Linked DNA regions of Homo sapiens: region 1 is linked to region 2. Evidence: chromatin contacts called from ENCODE Hi-C or POLR2A ChIA-PET data. All regions are on one chromosome and are shown on one strand. Each heading gives the region's core, a stretch centred on a gene start or an enhancer-like site at or near the end of the contact. The rest is flanking DNA. Distances are from core to core; before and after follow the strand shown. Region 1 overlaps UBE2E2 (ubiquitin conjugating enzyme E2 E2). Region 2 has its middle 42 kb from the start of UBE2E1.

Region 1 (5,138 bases), core at 1,167-3,666, 170 kb before region 2:
GGCTCCAAGCCCTGCTCCACCCCTTTCTCCACGTTGGGCAAGAGACTCAGCCTCCTTATGCTCCAATTTCCTCCTGTGTCAGCTCCTTAGAAATCCATGTCATTAACATATTAGAGTTTTAGGACATGGTTAGTCATGGTGAGTGTTAGCTATTATTAACATCTATTAGTATTTTTGTAATAATGAGCTATGTAGGTTGGATGTTACCAAATTTTGAGGAAGAAGTGGACCATCTCTCCCCTCTTTTGACTGTCCAGCTCAGACTCTGGCGTCTCCTCAGATAAGGTAATCTGGCAGGAGAATGCCACCTGCCTGTGGTGCTAGCCTAGGGTAAGGAGTTGTCCAGACCGCCAAACGTCTTCCCAGGAGAGCTCATCAAGAGCCCATGAGTCCCCTGCCCACAGCCCACCTGCATTTTCTCCGTGAAATATCTACTTGAAGACAGGCATCTCACACCTGTAATCCCAGCACTTTGGGAGGCTGAGGCAGGAGGATAACTTGAGCCCAGGAGTTTGAGACTATCCTGGACAACATAGTGAGACCCCCAAAATTACAAAAAAAAATTTGAAAATTAGCCAGGTGTTGTTGCACACACCTGTGGTCCCAGCTACTCAGGAGGCTGAGGCAGGAGGAGGATTGCTTGATCCCAGGAGGTCAAGGCTACACTGAGCTGTGATCATGCCACTGCACTCTAGCCTGAGTGACAGAGCAACACCCTGTCTCAAAAGAAAAAAAAAAAAACCAATACGAGGGGAGCAAGGTGAGAAGTATGTGGTGGGTACAGGGAAAGAGAATAAGACTTGTCAAGAAATATGACAAGAGCTATCAGTAAAATACAGATAGGTGACTCTTGGGGCAGCTGGTGTGAAATGTAGTCTGTCAGCAGCAGGTGACTGGCTCAGCCGCAGCAATGGTGGTCCAGGTTAGAACAGCAGCTTCTCATCTCCTACCCTCCCACTCCTTGCCAGCTTTCTGAACACTTCTTCCCCCACAGTGCTGGTATTTACTGACTCCCAACTCTGCTTTCCTTGCAGCTGACCCTCTGGTGGGCAGCATCGCCACACAGTACATGACCAACAGAGCAGAGCATGACCGGATGGCCAGACAGTGGACCAAGCGGTACGCCACATAGGGGCCTGCTGCCTGCCGCCCCGCGGGACCTGTGCAAGCACATTCACCAAGTGCATCGGTAGCCCTGCCCACCCCTCCAGACCTCGGTTCTTATTTTCCTATTTTTATTAAATTTGGAACCATTTTGTGATGGTATGTTGTCCATCTTCCCATCCCAGTTCTTCCTGCCCCCCTTCCTCTCTCCCACGCTCTCTTTTATCTCTCATTTTATTCCCTTGTTGATTTCTGTTAACTTGAAAGATTTGGGATTTTTTCCCACCTCATCATAGATGGGAACTTTTGTTTTCAGTGCAAACAATGTTGGAGCTGTAATAGTAAGAGCTTTCTTACAAAGCTTTGTATTACTGTGTGGTTTTGTTTTTTTTGTTGTTGTTTATTTGATTTTGATTTTTTTTTCTTTTATGTGATCTTTGGGAAAACACATTCAGAATTATATCTCGTTTCTACTTAAATGTAGTGCTTAGGGTTAATTTTTTGTACTGAAGTCTTTATTGGTGGGTGCATGCTACTGGGAACAAGTTTTTGTACAAAAGCTTCAATCAGAATCACTGTGCATTACTGAGACTCTGTTTATCACTAGCCTTCTGTCCCTCCCGCAGAAGACTGTTGGATTGAACAAAATAATATGTATTTTGATTTACTTAAAGTGCTTGTAAATTTCTTAGGGACCTGCCACTTTTGACTGTGGATCAGTTGATGTACACTTGTATTATTAAAGCACTCAATAAATCACTGTGGCTGATAACTGCACTTCTGGTAACCCGACATTTGCTTTGTGTCCTGGTGACCGCTGTAGCCCTACGTGCAGTGAGGCTTGTCTAATTCAATTACAGGTTCAAGTGTATTTTTCATCTCAAACCTCTAATATTTCTTTGGAGTTGAGTTGCTTAGCATGTGGAATTTCTCCAGCTGTCAGTAGCCTGATGATTTTATGGTTGTTATAGTAAATTGCTATCATTTTACATATTGACTGGGCATTCTTTCTGTTACAGCCTTCTTTATCAACAATTAAAATATGTAACTCCAAAAATAGCCTTCTTGTGAAAGTGAAGTCTGAGCTAATCATTGTGTTCAGCCACTTTCAACTTTATTTCTCTCAAAATTGTTACAGTGATTGCCCTCAAGCTTTGTATTGTTCATTTTTGTTGTTGTTGTTGTTGTTGTTGCTGCTCTTTTTTCTCCATGATTTTAGCAAAAGAAGTAAACTCAACTGTATTGGTCACGGTCAGCCCATTCAATGACAAGGGTGTCTGTCTGGCTTCACCTTCAGGCTATTTTAGTGTGCAGCTATAGGAGGCAGAGGAAACGTGGGTGGTGTAGTTTCTAAAACACGCTGACTTGCTGATTGATAATTCAGGGTTATTAGTGTAACAAAGCGTAGTGGAAACTCCTACTCCTGCTGCACCATACAGTTACAGACCCTACCATACTCTTGGTCTCATTTAAGGAACCATTAACACCTTCACTGCTGAAAAGCAGGATTTATAAGCATAAGTCATCCACCTCTAAATATTTTAACATTTAAAATGCCTGATTCAAAAGATACAGTTTTTGTTGTTTTTAACTAGTTAAAAATAAATCCTAAGAAAATATATTTAAATATTGCAAATGCCACTTCTAAACCAAAATACCTGAGAATATTTTTTGTCTTTTTAATAACGATTTTACCATTCATTTTATTTAAAAACATTTCTCAGCATAGCAGGGCACTGTATGGTCTCTGATGCACTACTCAACCCTCTAGTTGTAGTAGAGGGAGCCACAGACAGTACATAAATGCATTGGGCAGAGCTATATTCCAGTGAAACTTTATTTACCACCATAGGCATGGGATTTGGCCCATGGGTTGTAGTTTGCCAATCCCTGACACAGACCAACATAGACTGGGGGCTGGATGAAAAACAAATAACGATGTGTCATTTCTTTCTTTAACATAAAATAAATTCAATATGGTACAACACTGATTTTTGGAAAGTTGCTCAGAATGTTTAATTGCCTACAGTTTCTCACCACAAAGTTTTTTATTTTTACTTCAGATTTTAAAATTCAGCACTAAAGGCATTGAACCATTGAAAATAAAATTTTATTAAACTGCTTTTTTCCCCTACTTTTGGCTGATTAAACCAGACCCATAATACTAATACTTTAAAGACAATCTTTATAGGCAGTTTTTAAATTAAATTTTTTTTTTTTTGGTCTGTAGCAACAAGGTCTCACTGTGTTGCCCAGGCTGGTCTCAAACTCCTGGCCTCAAGTGATCCTCTCACCACAGCCTCCAAAACTGCTAGGATTATATAGGCTTGAGCCACTGTAGCCAGCCAACACACATTTTAAGTGATAAATATATTACATTGCACATTTCACATCTACTTGTACATCAGACCATTTAAAAATGTGTTATTAGGCCAGGCTTGGTGGCTCACACCTGTAATCCTAGCTTGGGACGCCGAGGTAGAGATTGCTTGAGCCCAGGATTTCGAGACCAGCCTAAGCAACATGACAAAACCCAGGCTCTACAAAAAAATACAAAAATGAGCTGGGCATGGTGGTGCACGCCTGTAGTCCCCGCCACTCGGGAGGCTTAGGTCAGAGGATCACCTGAACCCAGGAAGTCGAGGCTGCAGTGAGCCATAATTGCGCCAGTGCACCCCAGCCTGGGCAACAGAGCAAGACGCTGTCTCAAAAACAAAACAAAATTTGTGATATTTAGGAACCAAAGATTACAACAACTCTAGTAGGAATTCTAGTCACTGACCTGTTTGTTTTCCTGTGACCCATTTTTAGGTTTAATGCCCATCTGTGATATGAAGAGGCTGTAAAACTTCTCTCCCCAACTTTATGATTTATTCATACTTCATGACAAATGTACACAGCCCTCAAAATGTAAAAGCTAGAGAAACTCCAGAGAAACCAACAAACTTAGTAGAGCTGAAGTCTAGATTTCAAATAACATGGTCATTTTACTTGAAATCTGTAATTGCAGCAGGCAATACAATTCCAATAAATTTTTTAAAATGCATGTAAAATAAGATTTAAGAGTAATTTGACACTCAGTAAACAAAATTGTTTAGCTTAAAAATACAGGGATAACATTTCTAAAATTTAGGAATTATTTTGTACCATAATAATGCTGAATTTTTCACACTAGTTACTGCTAGATATAGTATTTGTAGCTATGTTAGATAAAATGTTGGCAGATCCTTGACTGAGGCAAGACCATTGGTTATTGAGGAAATGGTTTGAGATTATATTTGTTGATCTTAAATCATTCAAAACGTTGTGTCCTTAATTTGTCATCAAGCTGCAAACAAGGGGAAGATTTTTATCTGTTCTACAGGAATCCACTGATGATAGCAACTGCAGAAGTAGTCAGTCTTTTCTTCTTATTCCAAGATTAGGAAGTAAACATAGAAGTTCATCACGTAAACTTATTTAGGAATTAAAAAGAAAGGAAATAATATGTATTCAGGATGTACTATACCAGGCTATAATAAGTCATCTAATAAAAGCTCAGCCTACCTTTTAAGGGTGTAGGTGGCCCTCAGTCGCAAAAAGCTAACCAGGTGCCAAAGCGAGATTCCCATTCAAGCATGTGACACCAGAGCCCTTACTGTCAACGACAAAACCACATAAACCTTTCCTTTGACTATGAGGGCATACCATAAAAATGAATTGGCATAATTCAGTCTTAGAGTCAAGGAGGAGCACAATTCCTAGGTGGTGGGGTTTTGCCATCTTCAAAAAATGGGAAAAAAAAATGTTGAAGAAAATGTGGACTTGATATTAGATGGGAGACCAAACAGGAGGGACCAGCATTCTGATCTTAGAGGTACTGCATGCAGATTTGATCAGCCATGGGGAAACAGGTCAGTTGGAAAACCCCTGAACTTCTCTGCATCTCAGTACTGCAATAAGAGGGGTGTTAATTATTGTCAGGCATGGCAACTTTTTGATGTCTGTATCTTTAAAAAGAGAGGTCTTCATACTTAATACTGAAAACAGTTGAA
Region 2 (5,254 bases), core at 941-3,440:
CTGCTGCAGATGCCCCTGTTTAATGGCCCTCCCTCTGCTCAGGCTGAGAGGGCCTGACCCTCACGGGACAGAAGTCAGCCACTGCTGAGCTTTGCATTTTCAGGTCTTTCAAATGCATTGTGTTTGTCCCCAGCCAGCTTCTGCAGGGGCCCAGGTTGGTGAGTGGGTGCTAATTTGCCTAACAGGCAAAAGGGGGTTTGTGTATCACCAATGTCTTTTGGGAGGGAAATTACAACCTGCTGAAGGGGGAGCTGGAGGTGATCAAATGTGACTAAATGCGGTAAAACCAGCAACTTCACAACTTCTTGTTGTGAATGCGGTAAAACCACCAACTAAATGCGGTAAAACCGACTAAATGCGGTAAAACCACCAACTTCACCAACTTCTTCTGAGGAGACCAGCTGGGGGAAGGGGGCTGGAGGTAGAATTATACTTGTTGGCACAAACAGTGGGAAACTGGGAGAAAAGAAAGACCCCCAAACCACAGGCCTCCTTCTAATCTGGACCTTGAGTAGGAAGGAAGGATTTTGGGAAGGGTCCCCTTATCCTACAAATGAGGAAGCTGATATCTAAAAAAGCCTCAGGACTACAGCAAGTATGCCCTCATAGTAAACACAGAGCTGCAATCAATCCCAGGCCTCCTGGGCCCCAGGTCTGGACTTTTCCATCCCAGTGCTCCCTCTATGGGTTAACATCACACACCCAAGTTTGAGCAAACATTTAGTTGTAAAATGGCTGATGTGCACGTTCTAATGAATAAGCCACAGTTTAAGCACGTCAGGCAAGAAAACTTGGGGTAAGGCATCTATTTTAGAATGGTTGGGGGTGGATGTGGAGGACATATGTTGGTTTTCCTGCCCACCAGTGCCACCACTTACAGTGTTCAGGTGTCTGTCACACAGCACAATGTTGTCCTGCCAAGGAGTCAATTGAGTCAATATCCACCTTTAGTTCTGCTCACTCAACTATCTGTCCTAGGTGTGGGTTTTCTTCTGCCCAGAGGAAGGCAGGTCAAAGGTGCCATCTGCTCCCCAAGAAGTGGGGGCATAGGTCTGCATCAGCCTGGAGGGGGTGCCTGTTTCCAACTCACAAGGGTCCCACATAGGCTAGCTATGGCATCTTGCATCCATCCCTTCTTCTTTTGAAGCTGAAACACAATTTTCTTTCGTGGAGTCAGGCCCTACCCAATCTCAGTCCTGTGGTTTGATGGAGCAGACCCCACTCTCATCTTCAGGAATGGACCACTGACCCAAGCCTGTAGCCATTTTAAGGATGGGCACCTGACTTAGTGAGAATAACTACAGAATTATTGCTGGAACTGTTGATACCAAGCCAATCCTTTTCTTGGAGTTGCTAATCTCGGGAGAGGTGGAGGGAGCAGAAAAGAAGATAGCATTGCAAGAAGCCTCGGAATCAGTTGAGTCTGACCAGATTCGTCTTCTTATGGTTAGTTATACGAACCAATTCTCTGTTTTACTCAGGCTGGGTTAGGTTGACTCTCCCTGGCAACCAAGAGAATTCTCACCAATACAATGAGAAAGCGGAAGTTTCACCTTAAATGAAAGCTCCTCTAGCATCCTCTAGCAGATTTGTCAAGAGATCGTTCCAAATCTGAACCCATCCTAAAAAGGCATCCCTGTCCCCCCGGGCTTGTTGGAAAGACAGGATTGTGAAGGGCCTGTCCCACAGGCATGTAAATTACGTTGAGGTTTATTTGCCTACACTTGCAATATCTATTCTTTCACTTCTGGTGGTTCTAGAAGATGCTGGAGCACTTATCCCTCAGGTCACTAACAACACTGTCAAGAAAAGACCCACATTTTAAATTCCATTTAGTCCATTTCTGCAGAGCTGGGTAACCAAATGAGACAGCCATGGAAAATATATGACTTCCATTATTATGACGTGGAAAACAGAGCTGTCTAATTGCTTTTGTCCACTGGTGTATAAAGATTGAGACCAGATGTGTTTAAAAAAAAAAAAAGGAAAAGAAAGAAAGAAAAAAAAGGGCTTGAGTTGGCCGTTGCTTTGAACAAAGCAGTCTGATTTCCTCTCTTTCTCTCTCTCTCTCTCTCTGGGAAAGACGACATGAAAGTGTTTTAACTGCTTGTAATTTTTCATAGCCTCGTTGATTTTGCTTTTCACAGAAGATGAAATTGTGAAATTGGCCTTGAAAACTTTATTTTCGCTTTCCTCAATTCAAAGGGACAATTGTGGAAGGAAAGAACTGAGCTGCTTGCCAGACCCAGCGCACTCCTTTTTCTCTGGACAGCTGCTGCTTTGCAGAGGGTCGTGGGAGGAGGTGAGTCCTAACGCAGATCAGACCCTCCTTCCCTCAGCCAGCCGCTGGGGAGTAGAGTCTTCGCATGTAAATCCACAGGAATGGATGAGATGATGATCGGCTTTAAATAGAACCACCCAGGGCCCAGCTTCTGTGTTTCATTTTCCAGAAGAGCCCCTAAATCTGCTTCAACATTTTTTTAACCTCTCCAGTTATTTTTAGCACACGCAGCCAACAGAGCTCAGCAGGCCCGTGGAGGCGCTAACATGTCCCCCAGTTCATCTCCTTCTGCAAAGGTGCATTTGAAGCATGAAAAATAAAAAATAAAAAATACGTGCGGACCCAAAGAGGTGATGATTTAGAAGCCAGGTTACATGGCCCTGCTGCTCTGTATCAAGCGAGTGCTGCCCACTGGAAATACAATTCTTTTAAAGATTATATCATTATTTTCAAAATTAATTTTTGAGGCCGGGCGCGGTGGCTCACGCCTGTAATCCCAGCACTTTGGGGGACCGAGGCGGGCGGATCACGAGGTCAGGAGATGGAGACCATCCTGGCTAACACGGTGAAACCCCGTCTCTACTAAAAACACAAAAATTAGCCGGGCATGGTGGCAGGCGCCTGTAGTCCCAGCTACTGGGGAGGCTGAGGCAGGAGATTGGCATGAACCCGGGAGGCGGAGCTTGCAGTGAGCCGAGATCGCGCACTGCACTCCAGCCTGGGCGACAGAGCGAGACTCCATCAAAATAATAATAATAATAATAATAATTATTATTATTATTATTATTATTATTGTCTGAAGACTAATAAGAGTATGCATGGTAGATTGGGAAAAGAGGAGGCTCCCACAGCAGCAATTTCCTGAGGGTCGCAGTAACCATGGATCACGGTGTTGAGCCAAACCTGGGAAATGGGAAGGAACGGAAGCAGGATTCCTCCAGAAAACCTCATAGGGCTTCTGCAGCCCCGCTCCCAGTGGCCAGCAGAGTCACTTTCTCATTTACTGGAGAAGTTGGTAATTTACTGCTCCCTATGCAGGGGTTTCCCTCCCATTCCAGGGTCTGAAGCTATGTAGTTGCATCTCAGAATATTTACAGGGATCTCATAGTTCCACAGGGGTCTTTGCTATTCTCTGCTAGAGCCCCCCATAGTTCATCTCTAATTGGGGCAAAATAAATACTTTTAATTAATTTCCCTCACATTTTTATAGGCAACAAATCCTCAGTGATACCATAGAGAAGAAAAGATTGTGCAAAAGAATGTAAGATGCTAAATGCTTCTGCTGGAATGGGTAAGTTTCCCCAGCACTTACTCCACACATCCATTTCCCTGTACTTATGTGTATTATCATTCCAAATCAGGGCTCCACAAAATCCAGGCCTCCCTTTTCTCCCAGTGCCCTTGGCTTTCAATTAATTCTGACATGATTTCCATAGGGAGTGATTAATGTGTAGCATGAATGGGAACAGCCATTACAGAGCAATTGCAGTGGAGAAGACTGGGCTCATTGGTGCTGTACTTAGGAGCCAGGTGACCTTGGGCAAGTAATTTAGCCTCTATTAGCCCCGACTTCCTCCTCCATGGAATGGACTCCTTTGCAGCATTGTTATAAGGATTAAAGGAGAAGGCCAGGCGCAGTGGCTTACGCCAGTAATCCCAGCACTTCGGGAGGCCAAGGCGGGCGATCACCTGAGGTCAGGAGTTCCAGACCAGCCTAACCAACGTGGCAAAACCCCATCTCTACTTAAAAAAAAAAAAAGCAAGACAATTAGCCAGGCATGGTGGTGCCAGCCTGTAATCCCAGCTACTCGGGAGGCCGAGGCAGGAGAAACATTTGAACTCAGGAGGTAGAGGTTGCAGTGAGCTGAGATCATCCCACCGCACTCCAGCCTAGGCGAAAGAGCAAGACTCCATCTAGAAAAAAAAAAATTAAACGAGAAAATGAAAGTGGTGCTCAACGAATAGGACTGCTACTATGATTAAATCATTGCCAGAGCCTCCTTAGAACATGACCCCAGGATTCATGCTGTATGTCCCCTTAAAAGTGTGACTACCTTACAGGGAGTTTGGCACTTTGATAAATGGAACACAGGCTCGGGTACAATGTGAAACCCAGGATTCCATTGCATTCTCCTCCAAGGGCCTGTGCAAGAGAGGTCTGCTCAAATATGCTCCTTCTAAGGGAGGCTGTTGCTCCACCAGCTCGCTAGAGACACTGAACGAACAGGGCTTGGAGGACAGGTTTTGAATCTTGTGGCGCTACCCACCCTTCCCACCTTTCCAAGACACCAACATATCAGATCAGGGAGAGACGCCTAACCTAATACCAGCACTTTCTCAGGCAGGCCAGCAACCTTTGAATACTTGGGAATTTGAATTGTGAAACCTGGAAAGACGTCCCCATAACAGTGGGGTCCAAAGCTGAGGGTCATGAAGTTGGGAGTAAAGAGAAATCCTGGGAAGCAAGAACAGCTAGAGGAAGAATGATAGAGCAGGCCTGTTCTCCAGTTCTCCCTTCTGTCTACCTATCTTTTTAGCACAAATCGCCTTTCTCCCGGGGCAGAGGAAATAAGGAGCGCTCCATGCCTCATGGAGTGAGCTGAATTATGGCCCCAAAAAGACATGTCCACATCTTAACCCCTGAAACCTGTCAATGTGACCTTATTTGGAAAAAGCATTTTTACAAATGTAATTAAGTTAAGGCTCTTGAAATGAGATCATCTTGGATTATCTGGGTGGGCCCTAAATCCAATCGCAAGTGTTCTCAGAGAGACAGAAAAGGAGAAAACATGGAGAGACACAGGAAAGAAGGCAGATGAAAGATGAACACTGCGTTTGGCATAAAGCAGAGAATCAGTAAAGCTTTAGCTTTCTTTTTCTTCTTCTTTCTTCTATTTTTTGAAACAGAGTCTTGCTGTGTCACCCAGGCTAGTGTTCAGTGGCGCAATCTTGGCTCACTGCAAGCTCCACCTC

What was found. Hi-C counts contacts between places; a loop is a spot of excess contacts on that map. ChIA-PET counts read pairs that join two places held with the same protein, here RNA polymerase II (POLR2A). Pooled maps may share reads with other maps.
Region 1: a loop to region 2 is called in a map of OCI-LY7, with 5 times the contacts of the local background. The contact joins two enhancer-like sites. A Hi-C loop is called at or near these places in 2 of 168 maps with a recorded cell type or tissue (GM12878 and OCI-LY7), 28 of 37 single-sample maps with no recorded cell type and 6 of 50 pooled maps. POLR2A ChIA-PET finds 5 or more read pairs at or near these places in 3 of 52 experiments (GM12878, OCI-LY7 and activated CD4-positive, alpha-beta T cell).

What each region holds. Positions count from the first base shown.
Region 1 is chr3:23,588,700-23,593,837 of GRCh38, forward strand. UBE2E2 (ubiquitin conjugating enzyme E2 E2) reads left to right here. Exons shown (of 6, transcript NM_152653.4): 6 at 1,035-3,095. The coding sequence ends at 1,132. Among named protein-coding and RNA genes, the nearest start is that of UBE2E1, 210 kb to the right of the region's middle. RefSeq lists an enhancer at 1,087-1,586. Within about 2 kb of position 2,417, at least 2 of the 41 ENCODE cell types and tissues checked have a DNase peak (open chromatin) inside an H3K27ac peak, as active enhancers do; they include OCI-LY7, where a contact is called at or near this core.
Region 2 is chr3:23,760,946-23,766,199 of GRCh38, forward strand. No RefSeq gene overlaps it. Among named protein-coding and RNA genes, the nearest start is that of UBE2E1, 42 kb to the right of the region's middle. RefSeq lists enhancers at 1-84, 85-721, 306-355, 456-575 and a silencer at 2,321-2,370. Within about 2 kb of position 2,191, at least 11 of the 41 ENCODE cell types and tissues checked have a DNase peak (open chromatin) inside an H3K27ac peak, as active enhancers do; they include OCI-LY7, where a contact is called at or near this core.